2 separate regions of the Homo sapiens genome follow, and region 2 is linked to region 1. A link is a loop called in an ENCODE intact Hi-C map of the cell type or tissue named here. Cell type or tissue: endothelial cell of umbilical vein. All regions are shown on one strand. Links, peaks and the distances in the headings refer to the core of each region. The heading gives the core; the rest is flanking DNA.

The links. A loop is a pair of places that touch in the nucleus more often than their neighbours do. Peaks named below come from ENCODE experiments on the same cell type or tissue, not always from the same donor. Only the 100,000 strongest peaks of a DNase experiment are listed, where the experiment ranks them.
Region 2: it touches region 1 in a loop (3-fold over the local background); 3 of 110 quality-filtered maps call a loop at or near these places.

The regions. Positions count from the first base shown.
Region 1 is chr12:24,850,098-24,856,412 of GRCh38, reverse strand. The region is part of intron 5 of BCAT1 (branched chain amino acid transaminase 1); the gene reads left to right. Among named protein-coding and RNA genes, the nearest start is that of BCAT1-AS1, 33 kb to the right of the region's middle. In endothelial cell of umbilical vein, for the core only: no CTCF peak of the experiment used is centred there; DNase peaks (open chromatin) are centred at 1,202, 2,622, 4,292, 5,712 and 1 weaker place; H3K27ac peaks cover 4,492 bases.
Region 2 is chr12:24,957,171-24,963,485 of GRCh38, reverse strand. BCAT1-DT (BCAT1 divergent transcript) reads right to left here. Exons shown (of 3, transcript NR_199054.1): 2 at 3,314-3,432. Among named protein-coding and RNA genes, the nearest start is that of BCAT1-DT, 11 kb to the right of the region's middle. In endothelial cell of umbilical vein, for the core only: a CTCF peak has its summit at 3,065 (motif pointing left); a DNase peak (open chromatin) is centred at 3,055; H3K27me3 peaks cover 172 bases.

The DNA of each region.
Region 1 (6,315 bases), core at 743-5,742:
ACATAGGAATTTTAGGGACACAATTCAACCCATAATAGGAGGGCATTGGAAGGAGAGTGTTCCAGGCAGAGGAAGTAGTGCAGTAGAGCATATGGAAGTAGGAAAGTGAGGAGCAATGGAAGGGGTTCAGTATGGTTTGAGCGTGGGGTGTGTAGAGGGTGAAGGCTATTTCACCCAGTGCAGTAAGCTCTATCATCCACACCGGGGTTTTACAGTGGGAGAAAGGAGGGTGTTTATTTGCAGGTCAAGAAGCAAACAGAATCAGGGAGCTCATGCTTAAGACCTGAACTCCACAGTGGCTTACATGTAAGGTGCAGAGGTTACAGGCAAAGGCATCAATCAACACATGGAAGCCATATATTGGTTTGGCCTAAAAAGGTGGGATATCCTGAAGTAGGGGCTTACAGGTTACAGGTAAATCCAAATATTTTCTGATTTGCACATTGTTTAAGGAAGGGGATATTTGTCTAAAGATGGGATCAGCAGGCCAGGTGTGGTGGCTCATGCTTGTAACCTCAGCACTTTGAAAGGCTGAAGAAGGAGGGTAACTTGAGGCCAGGATTTCAAGACCAGCCTAGTCAACATGGCAAGACTCTGTCTCTAAAAAAAATAAAAAAGAAAAAAAGAAAAAGAAAAAAAATAAAGATGGAATCAGCAGAAAGGAATGTTAGGTCTGGCCCATGGGCGGACTTCCTCCAGACTTCTCAGAAAGAAATTTAAGACAAAGAATGGTGCCAGGCGTGGTAGTTCACGCCTGTAATCCCAGCACTTTGGGAGGCTGAGGAGGGTGGATCACTTGAGGTCAGGGATTTGAGACCAGCCTGGCCAACATGGTGAAACCCCATCTCTACTAAAAATACAAAAACTAGCCGGGTGTGGTGGTGCACGCCTGTAATCCCAGCTCCTCAGGAGGCTGAGGCAGGAGAATCGCTTGAACCTGGGAGGTGGAGGTTGCAGTGAGCCAAGATTGCGCCACTGCACTCCACCCTGGGCAAGAGAGCGAGACTTGAGACTCCATCTAAAAAAACAAAATGGAAAACAAAGAATGGTGATAATTCAGTCCTCAATTCCTTTTCTTTTTTTTTTCTTTCTTTTTTTTTTTTTTTAACTGCTCCTGCGGAGCAGGGCTACCTCATAGCCAGTATGTCCAGAGTTGTCTCAGTTCCCTCGTTATCTGTGGTCTGGAGGATCCATATGATGGTGATCCAGGTTCTGAAAAACAACTCTGGAACATCTGTTAAGATGTTATCTTTAGTTTCTATAGGAAACCAAACATCTTCTGACTCTGACCTCCTTGGTGATTATTTTAAGCTACTGTTTCCCTTTTTGCTTATCGAGTTGCTCATTTACTTCTCAAGGCTAGCAGGATGACTGGACTTTCTCTTGAAGGAACTCAAGCTGTTCCTTTATTTTTATGCTCAGGGGCGGGGGGCACTCAGCAGGTCCCTAAGAGGTATCCCCGCTGTGTCTCACTATGGGTGAAGGCTCAGCGGGAAGAAAGCTAGATACCAGTTGGAACTCTCTTAAAGTAAGGAGATCTTGGGTACTTTATTAATATTTTTTTCAAGCTTTGGTAAAGTATGAAATAACTCTGGATTAAGAGGAGAAGAACTAGAACTTAATAACCATGACATTTGGGCAAATTGTTTGAAGCCTCAGTTTCCTCAACCTAAAAATAGGAATTATAACTTTTTGAATTGTTCTGTTGTATGAGATAATGACAGTGAAATATTTTGGAGCCAAAAAGCAATGCATACTATTGGGGGTTATTATTATTTTTTGATCTTTCAGCAAGCCAGCTATAGTAGCTTTTCCTATATAAACACAGTATGAATTCAGTGCCCTCGCTTTCCTGACCCTCACAGCATTCAAGCCCTGTATGGACCGCTGAGCTCTCCCTTGAAGCACCCCTTAGTCCAGTATTCTTTACTATTTTCCCCTTTAACAATTTAAACTTCTTTCAAAACAACTGGCAGTAGTTTTTTAAAAAAGAAAACAGGCTACTCTTCAAATTAAAAAAAAAATTGTCTTGCTTTAGGAAAAATGTTCTTCTGTCTTTTCCAATTATCTTATTTCTTCTGCCTCTCATCTGCCTTGCCTAGGCAGAATTATTCTCAAGCCTGCACATGCTGCTGTGCCTCTCTGGCTTCTAGGCCAAAACATAGGCTAATAGTACTCTTCTCAGCTCACTGAGCTCTTTCCTGCCGTCATTCAAATCACCTCTGAAATCCTGCCTTTTGATAAAGTAATTTCTGACTGATCAGAGGAAAGTGATGATTTTCTCTGTGACATGTCTTTTTATTTTCCATCACACTCAGTGTCTTGTCCTTCTATGCAACATATCCATGTATTTAAAAACCCTTGTATATGTATTTGCCATGTATTTGTGAGGTATAGCTCGTGAAGTAAAAAAAGTCTTTATTTTTTTAAACACATCATCATTTCAGCTTCAAAGTCAATGTGGTCTCTTGAGAAGTTAAATATGCTGCATTTGAAATTTTATGTTTCTCATTTTTCATGTTTTTTTTTAAAGCCCCTTTTAATTCCTCATGTATTTGAATATTCCAGGAAGCTAGTAGAGTAAAAAGCCAAAGTGTTAAAGTGTTTATAAGGAATGTGACTCATCGAAATTGACTCACACAATTCATCAGCTATTGTCATCCATATGTTCTCATTATTTATGTGGCTTTTGCTTTATTTAATCAGATGACTGAACTTATCATCGTGGGATTTTGCTTGTAGTTGTTTAATATTATATAATAAAATACTCTTGTGTGAAACAAGTTAATTGACTTTTTTTAATTAAAAAAAATTTATGTGAGAGTCAGGAGTTACATGTGCAAGTTTGTTACATGGGTATATGTTGTGATACAAAGATTTTAGCTTCTAAGGATCTCATTGCCCAAGTAGTGAACGTAGTACACTATAGGTAGTATTTCTAAACACTTTTCCCCTCCCCCTCTTTTGGAATCCCTAGTGTTTATTGTTCCCATCTTTGTGTCTATATGTACCTAATGCTTAGCTCTCACTTATAAGTGCGGACGTGTGATATTTTGGTTTTCTGTTTCTGTGTTAATTCATTTAGGATAGAGAGACTCCAGCTGCAGCTGTGTTGCTACAAATGACATGAGTTCATTCTTTTTTATGGCTGCATAGTATTCCATGGTTTATATGTATCACATTTTCTTTATTCAGTCCACCATTGATGGTCACCTGGGTTGATTCCATGTCTTTGTTGTTGTGGACAGGGCTGTGATAAACATATGAGTGCAGTTACCTTTTTTTGTATAACAGTTCATAATAAAATACTCTTAACAGTAGCACAGAATTTAGATTGCTTTTCAGGCTAGAAGGGATAATTGAAACATAGAAAAAAATAATGACTCCTAAGCATAGAAACAGACCCAATCATAAAGCTCTCTTCCTCTCTTTCTGCCTAGTGTTAGATCTTATTCATTGTCTTAAAGCACTGTGACCATTTTCAGTGAAATCACAGTTTTATTCATGAAAAGACAATGAATTGGTGTAAGTAATCATTTGAGGATGAAGGTGACTAGTCTGTGATCAACACCAGTACTTGAAGTACTTGTAAAACATGAATTGACCTTGGTTAAATTGCAGAAAATAAAGTATTAGTATACATAAACACATTTTCTCTCAGCATTGAAAAGTTATAGTCTATAATTTACCTGCTTGCTAAGAATAAAAATATTACTTAGAGGTTTATCAAGACCTTTTTTCTACAAATGGATTTAATGTACAGAATTATTCCATTTTCTATCTGTGCTCTGTATACTACCACCTAGTGGAATAAAATGCAAATTTACCTGTCAAAATCAGGAGAAGAAAATGAACCAGGGGAAATTTATTTCAGGAAAAAATTTTCATAACACGTTATTGTTACTTCTTTTAGTATAATGTAGTTTGCATAAAATACATTAGTTTGGAGTGAAAAAAGTCCCAGCCATTTTTGTGATAGCTATTAAAATGCTATTAGTTTGTCCACAAATAAGCTATTCTATTCAGAAACTTAGAAGCTAGGTAAATTATTGAGATGATGCCAGCATATTATATCTCTAAATTATGTTAAGAAGCTTCTCTAAATTCCTCATCACTAGGGTGTATTAGTCCATTTTCACACTGCTATAAAGAACTACCTGAGACTGGGTAATTTATGAAGAAAAGAGGTTTAATTGACTCACAGTTCTGCAGGCTTAACAGGAAGCATGACTGGGAGACCTCAGGAAACATACAGTGGAAGAAGGTGAAAGGGAAGCAAGGACCTTCTCATGGCAGCAGGAGAGGGAGAGCACAGGGGAAGTGCCACACACTTTTAAACCATCAGATCTCAGGAGAACTCACTCACTCTCACAAGCACAGCAGGGAGGAAATTCACCCCCACGATCCTATCATCTCACACTGGGCCCCTCCTCCAATTTGACATGAGATATGGGCAGGGACACAAATCCAAACCGTATCATAGGATTTGTTAAAAAAATCTAACATGTTCTGCTTCAAGGCACCCATGAAATGAAGGTGTCATTTCTTAACTGAGAGGTTAAATAAAAGTGCAGAGATAAGATGGTTAAGTTTTATCGTAGCTGGGAAGAAAAGCGGGTGTGTGTATTATGCTTAGGTTTTTCCTCCCAAACAATGAAACCCAAAAAGGCAAATGAAGCTTTAAGGCGCTTTATCCTTTACTGGTAGGATGGTCCTCCTTTAATCTTCAGTCTCTGTTAAAGAACAAACACAAGCTAACAATCAAAACCTGTTGTTGCTTGCTGACGGATTTCTCTAACATAGTCTTCCATCAACCATCATAGGTTTGTTGTGGCCACCCAGGCCCTTTGGTCGTCATGTTCCCATGGAATGCTAATGAAATTACCTTCCCATTTCCTAAGGTGACATGCCTTTCAGATGGCATTGGTGTGTGCTTGTGTAAACACATTTTTTTGTGCTCATGAATATTTTACCTGCCTGATTTTGGTGATCTGAGTGTTGAGCAGTGGGTGAGGGATGGTGGGGCAATGGGTAGTAAGGGGAAGTTTAATTGAAGTTCAGATAAAAATATCCCTCCAGAAACATTACAAAGCCACAAAATCAGCTGAAGTTGAGTCTTCTATTGTAAAGATTCTCTTTCTTCTCCTGACAGATCCCCATTCCTATCCAGGTAGACCAGGCTCTAGTGAAGATTGGACACAAGTGGTTTATATCCCGAAGCTCTTAACCTAAGAGTCCTGCCTTGTTTTTTTACTTCATGTGGTCTTATATTGCTGAGGATAGCCCAGTGATCATTTCTACCTTAATATGTAGCCTTCAAAACGTTGGGTCTCTCAGTTTTCTTCCTTAATAAACAATGAACCCTAATTATTTATAACTGCTCTTGTGATGGAGGAATTGGCATGATTTTGCATTGTGGGCTTCTGGCTTTACAGTGTTTGTGGGAAAGATGGTCTTCTATCTTTGTTATTTATAAGTCATTCATTCCCTGTTTTTTTGAAGATATTGTTAAATAAAAAAACTTCAGCTGAATTAAATTTAAAAGTTTTTAATTGAGCAAAGAACCATTCTCAATTCGGGCAGCCTTCCCATCCAGAGTAGTCCCTGTGACTTCAGTGCAGCCACATGGTGGAAGAGGATTTATGGACAGAGGAAGGAAAGTGACATACAGGAAACAGAAAAGAGATTCAGAAACAGCTGAATTGGTTATAACTCAGCGTTTGCCTTATTTGAACATGGTTTGAACAGTTGGCCACGTTTGATTGGCCAAAACTCAGTAATTGGCACAAGAGTAGGCTACCATCTGTTTATAATGTCCACTTAGGTTATAGTTCATGATGTGCAAAGAAACCTTTAAGCTGAGCTTAAAATGTAATGAGGCAGCTGTAGGCTAAACTTGATTTAACAGTACTTATCCCTCTGTTGAAATTGCACTCTTGCTACCTGCTAGTTGATGTGGGCAGGTGTGCTAATGACACATTCGCCTGCACCTACCACCTGCTGAAGACCCTGCCATGTCCTGAAGCAGTCACTTAGGCTATGAAACAGAAGGATGAGTTAGAGAAGTAAATATTATATTTTACCCCCCAAAGCCTAAAACCATGTCTAGGTTCTCCCCTTTCTCAATTCCCAATCATGCAACCTTGAAAGGTGTTATATAGATAGTTGTTAGAAATATGTCTGTCCTCCAAAACCCTACTAACACGCAAAAATGGACAAATCTAGCTTTTTTGCTAAAATCCTAACAACTCAGAAAGCAAAGCAAAATGAAATGTATGTACTCCATTCTCAGGATTTCCTTCTTAAAAACCACTA
Region 2 (6,315 bases), core at 728-5,727, 110 kb before region 1:
AAGGGTGAAATTCAACAGAATTGTTTTAGGGTAAAGATTTTGAGGCCCAGAAGGATTTCTTTATGAGCGAATTGTGATGGACGTATATAGCTTTTAAAACATCTTTGTAGTTATATTACTTAGGAATAGAATGAGAGGCAGGTTTGCCTGATGTAGTTCCCAGCTTGACTTTTCCCTTTAGCTTAGTGATTTTGGGGTCCCAAGATTTATTTGCCTTTCACAGTGTCTGTTATATTGTCTTTGATTTGACATTACCATGAGGCTTGCAAATAGTACTTACAACCCATTATCTTAAACTGATGACAACTTAATACTGATTGCATAAACAAACAAGCAAAGAGAAAGCAAATAAAAGCTCTACACTTTAACTTCATTCCTCCACTTTTTAACTTTTTGTTGTTTCTGTTTATGTATTATTTTACTGTCCATGTCTTGAAAAGTTGTAGTTATTTTTTTGATTGGCTCATCTTTTAGTCTTTCTACTCAAGATATGAGTATTTTATACAGCACAATTACAGTTTTATAATATTCTGTTTCTCTGTGTACTTACTATTACCAGTGAGTTTTGTGCCTTCAGATGATTTCTTATTGCTCATTAACATCCTCTTCTTTCAAACTGAAGAACTCCCTTTAATATTTCTTATAGGATAGGTCTACTGTTGATGAAATTCCTCAGCTTTTCTTTGTCTAGGGAAGTCTTTATTTCTCCTTCATGTGTGTAGTATTTTTTGATGAATTCTGCTATTAAGAGACTGTAATTCATTCTTCAGTATATCAATTGCATTTTTCAGCTCCAGAATTTCTGCTTGATTCTTAACTATTTCAATCTCTTTGTTAAATTTATCAGATAGTATTCTGAATTCCTTCTCTGTGCTATCTTGAATTTTGTTGAGTTTCCTCAAAGCAGCGATTTTGAATTCTTTGTCTGAAAGGTCACATATCTCTGTGTCTCCAGAGATATGTGCCTTATTTAATTCATTTGGTGGATTCATGTTTTCCTGGATGGTCTTGATGCTTGTGGAGCTTATTGATGTGTGGGCATTCATGAAATTAGGTATTTATTTTATTTATTGTAGTTGTTGCAGTCTGGGCGTGTTTGTACCTGCCCTTCTTGGGAAAGCTTTCCAGGTATTCAAAGAGAGTTAGGTGTTGGGATCTAAGTTTTTGTTTACTGCAGACTTATCTGCATTAGGGGGCATCCCAAGCCCAATAACACTATGGCTCTTGCAGACTCAAGAGGTACTGCCTTGGTGGTTTTGCATAAGATCTGCAAGAATTCTCTGGATTACCAGAAGGAGCCCTTGTTCTTTTCCCTTACTTTCTTTGAAACAAATGGAGTCTCTCTCTCTGTGCTGAGCCGCCTGGAGCTGGGGGAGAGGTGACATAAGCACCCCTGTGGCCACCACCACTGGGACTGTGCTGGGTCAGACCTGAAGCCAGCACAGCACTGGGTCTTACTCAAGTCCCACTGTAACCACTGCCTGGTGACAGCCTATGTTTGTTCAAGACCCCAGGGTTCTACAATCAAGAGGTGGTGAAGCCAGCTGGGCTTGTGTCCTGTGTTATCTTGAATTTTGTTCAAGAGTGACTAGCTCTCCAGATTCCAGGCATGACTAGAGATGCCCTCTGGGAGCCAGGTCCTAGAGTTGGAAACCTTAGGAATTTACCTGGTGATCTATTCTACTGTGGCTGAACTGACACCCAAACTGCAAGGCAAAGACCTTCTCACTCTTTTCTCCCCTTTCTACAAGCAGAGGAGTCTCTCCCCATGACCACCACCACCCCAGGCCTATGGCAAATACTGTCTGGCTACCATCGATGTTCACTCAAGGCCCAAGGGTTCTTCTGTCAGCTTTTGGTGATGTTGGCAGTTCTGAGTCTGTTCCTTCAGGGAAGCGGGCTCCCCTCTGGCCCAGGGCAGGTCCAGAAATACTGTCTAAAAGCCAAAACCTGGAATCAGAGACCCCAAGAGTCTAGTTGGTACTCTACCCCACTGTGGCCAAGCTGGTACCTAAGCTATAAGACAAAGTCTCCTTTACTCTTCCCTCTCCTTTTCTCAAACAGAAGGAGTCTCTCCCTGTAGCCACCACAGATGGGAATGTGCTGGGTCATATCTGAAGCCATCACATCTCTGAGTCTCACTCAAAGCCTATGGCAAGTATTGCCTGGGTACCACTGCTGATTATTTAGGGCCCAAGACTTCTTTTTTTTTTTTTTTCCCCAAGACAGAGTCTTGCTCTGTCACCCAGGCTGGAGTGCAATGGCGTGATCTTGGCTCACTGCAACCTCCACCTCCTGGGTTCAAGCAATTCTCCTGCCTCAGCCTCCCGAGGAGCTGGGATTACAGGCGTCCGCCACCATGCCCAGCTAATTTTTTGTATTTTCGGTAGAGACAGGGTTTTACCATGTTGGCCAGGCTGGTCTTGAACTCCTGACCTCGTGATCCACCCGCCTCAGCCTCCCAAAGTGCTGGGATTACAGGCGTGAGCCACTGCACCTGGCCTGGCCCAAGGAGGGTTCTTTAGTCAGCAGGTGTTGAATTCTTCTAGGACTGGGCCCTTCCCTTTGAGGTTGTGAGTTCCTTTCTGGCCCAGAGTGTGCTTAAAATGTCTTCTGGGAGCTAGGGCCTGGAATGGGGCCATCAAGACTCTGCCTATCCTATTGTAGTGCCCAATCCTATGGTAGCTGAGCTGGTATCCACGTTGCAAGACAAAGCCCTCTTTACTCTTCCCTCTCCTCTCCTCAAGCCTGAAGGAAGGGGTCTCTCCCAGAGCTGCAAGCTGTGCTGCCTAGGGTTAGGGGAGTGGTGGCACAAGCACTTGCTTGGCTGCCCTGGCTGGTTTCTCACTAGGTCACATGCTCCTTAAGTCCACTAGCTCTGAGCCCAGCACAGCACCAGGACTTGCCCAGGAATTACAGTCCTTGTGGCCTAGACCACCTTTCACATTTATTTAGGACCCCAGAACACTTTAACCTATTGTGGTGAGGCTTGCTAGAACTCAGGTTCCAACCACTGGGGTGGGTGATTCATCTTTGGCTAAGGCTGATCTAAATGCTCCCTCTGCTGGTGCTGGCTGAGTTTTGCCCAGTGTTGCTTTCTGCTGACAGGGCAGCACTGAGTTCCAACGCAAAGTCCCACAGTCACTGTGCTCTTCCTCCCCTAAGCATATAGAATCTCTCTCCATGCCATATGGCCTCTGACAAGGGATGAGGAAAGGGTGGTATTGGCAATTCAAGACCATCTTTCTTTCTTACCCTCTTCAGTGCCTCTTTCAGTGATGTGAAATTAAAACCAAGTACTGTGATTACTCACCTGATTTTTGGTTCTTACGAAGGTGCTTCTTTGTGTGGATAGTTGTTCAATTTGGTGTTCCAGTGGGGAGGACAATTAGTGGAGGCTTCTATTGAGCCGTCTTGCTCTGCCTCTTCCTCCTGAAGGATAATGTTTTAATGAAAAATTTAGAGATACAGTAATTCTGGGAGATGAAAAGATCTAGTTCGGTTGTGTTAAACTTTGGTATGCACAATAATATATCAGTATCTCAGGTGGTTACTAAAATGCAGATGTTTGTGTTTTACTCCTATACCTTACTCCCCAGTAATTATGAATCAGTAGATCTTGGGTGGGACCTGGGGGAGAGCATCTTTAGCAGAAGTCAAGGGTATAACTATGGAAACGAATGGTTTATGTAGAGTAGAAATAAAGATCATCCAGATTCTAGGTGTTGGTCCTCACTTGAAGACCTAAGATAATGGCAAGGTTCTGGATAGAGAGGAAACTTGTGAACCAAATAAGGAAACCTTCATCTTTTTAAAAGAGAGAGCCTAAGTAGGTAATAAATAATAGTGTGGAGAGGACATAAAAGAGAGTGACTTGAACCTAATTCAGTATGCTCTAAGCATTATCTTTAGAACCATCAGTACATTTGATTTGGGTAAAGGGAAGAGTATTTGGGCAATGGTGATTGAGTGAAAAGTGTTTTATTTTGTAGAAAAAAAATCTCATAGAATAATTTTAAAAAGCATTATGATCGAAGATGATAATAAGAGCTTATATTTATTGAACATTTACTATGTGCGAGGCACTATTTTGATTACTTCATGCATATTAAGTCTTAATACTCATGAAAACCATGGGCTTTATTTTCCCCATTTTACAGATAAGGAAAATAAGGCTAAGATAGGTTAATATGTCAAAATGTCGTGAGGATACCAGTTAGGTAGCTAATGTCTGGGCCGGGCGCAGTGGCTCACCCCTGTAATCCCAGCACTTTGGGAGGTCGAAGCGGGTGGATTGCCTGAGGTCAGGAGTTCAAGATCAGCCTCGCCAACATGGTGAAACCCTGTCTCTGCTAAAAATACAAAAATTAGCCAGGCATGGTAGCGGGCACCTATATTCCCAGCTACTCGGGAGGCTGAGGCAGGAGAATTGCTTGAACCCAGGAGGTGGAAGTTGCAGTGAGCTGAGATTGCGCCACTGCACTCCAGCCTTGGCAACAGAGCAAGACTTCGTCTTTAAAAAAAAAAAAAAAAAGAAGCTAATGGCTGAAGGAGAGATGACAGAAGTTTGAAATAAGATATTCTAATGAGTGTGAAGAGCGAAAGACAAATTTAAGAAATTATAAAGGGGAATCTTTGTAATAATAAAGGGACATTATAAATGATCAGATTTGAAGAGAGTTCAGGAAAGGTAGGATCTAATGTTGACTGACTGTTGTTTGGGATACTGGTTTAATAGTGTTGTTATTAAGAAAGCTAGAAGGCCGGGCCTGGTGGCTCATGCCTATAATCCCAGCACTTTGGAAGGCTGAGGCCAGCAGATCACCTTAGGTCAGGAGTTTGAGACCAGCCTGGTGAAACCTCATCTCTACAAAAAAATACAAAAATCAGCCGGGCATGGTGGCGTGCACCTGTAATCCTAGCTATTAGGGAGGCTGAGGCAGGAGAATTGCTTGAACCCAGGAGGCGGACATTGCAGTGAGCTGAGATTGCGCCACTGCACTCCAGCTTGGGCAACAGAGCAAGGCTCTATCTCAAAAAAAAAAAAAACAACAAAACAAAGAAAATTCAAAAAGAGTCTACCAAGCATGCAACACATAGTAGCAAGACACACACACACATACAAACACACATGCACACACACAGAGAAGGATTTAAGAGTAAATATAAGTTAATTATATATACGATAAAAGTCTACTGAGTTATACATGCCTTTGGGTCAGACATGTGGAAATGTACATTAGTCAGAATTATGAGTAGAGTGCTCTTGAAGCAGGTGACACTGGAGTATGTGTGTTATTGAAGCCAAGAAATGCTTCTGGTGATAGTAATAAAATATTCCACCAGAAGTGGCAAAGCAGTAAAGATTAATTATGTCATATAACAAAACTTTTGAAGGTAGGCAACTCCAGGTTTGGCAAAGTGGCTCAGTGATGTCCCCAACAGTCCAGTCTCTTTCTTTTTTCTTTGCCATCCTCAATATTTGGTTTTTGGTCTTGGGCTTGCCACTCATGGTTGCAGGATGGTTGGTGGCAGCATTCTGAAACATTTATCTGTATACAACATTTAAAACAAGAAGAGAATGGGGTGAGAAACAAAGAATAGAATTGTGATTGCCAGGGCTGGGGGAAGGGGAAAATGTTGCTAATCAATGGCAACAGATATAAAATTTCTATTATGCAAGATGAGTAAGTTCTAGAGATCTGCTGTATAACATTGTACGTATAAATAACAGTACTGAATTGTGCACTTAAAAATCTGTTAAGAGGGGCCAGGCACGGTGGTTCACACCTATAATCCCAGCATTTAGCGAGCCTGAGGTGGGAGGGTCACTTTAGCCCAGGAGTTCAAGACAAGCCTGGGCAACAAAGTAAGACCCTGTCTCCACAAAAAATACAAAAGTTAGCTGAGTGTGGGGGTGCACGCCTTTAGTCCTAGCTACTTGGGAAGCTGGGGCTGAAGGATCACTTGATCCCAGGAGTTCAAGGCTGCAGTGAGCCATGCCACGACACTGCACTCCACCCTGGGTGACAGAGCAAGACCTTGTCTAAAGAAAAAACAAAACAAAACAAAACAAAAACCTCGGGCGCGGTGGCTCACGCCTGTAATCCCAGTAATCCCAGCACTTTGGGAAGCTGAGGCTGGTGGATCACCTGAGGTTGGGAGTTCAAGACCAGCCTGGCCAACATGGAGAAACCCTGTCTCTACTAAAAAATACAAAATTAGCTGGGGATGGTGGCGCATGCCTGTAATTCCAGCTACTTGGGAGGCTGAGGCAGGAGAATCGCTTGAATCCGGGAGGCGGAGGTTGCGGTG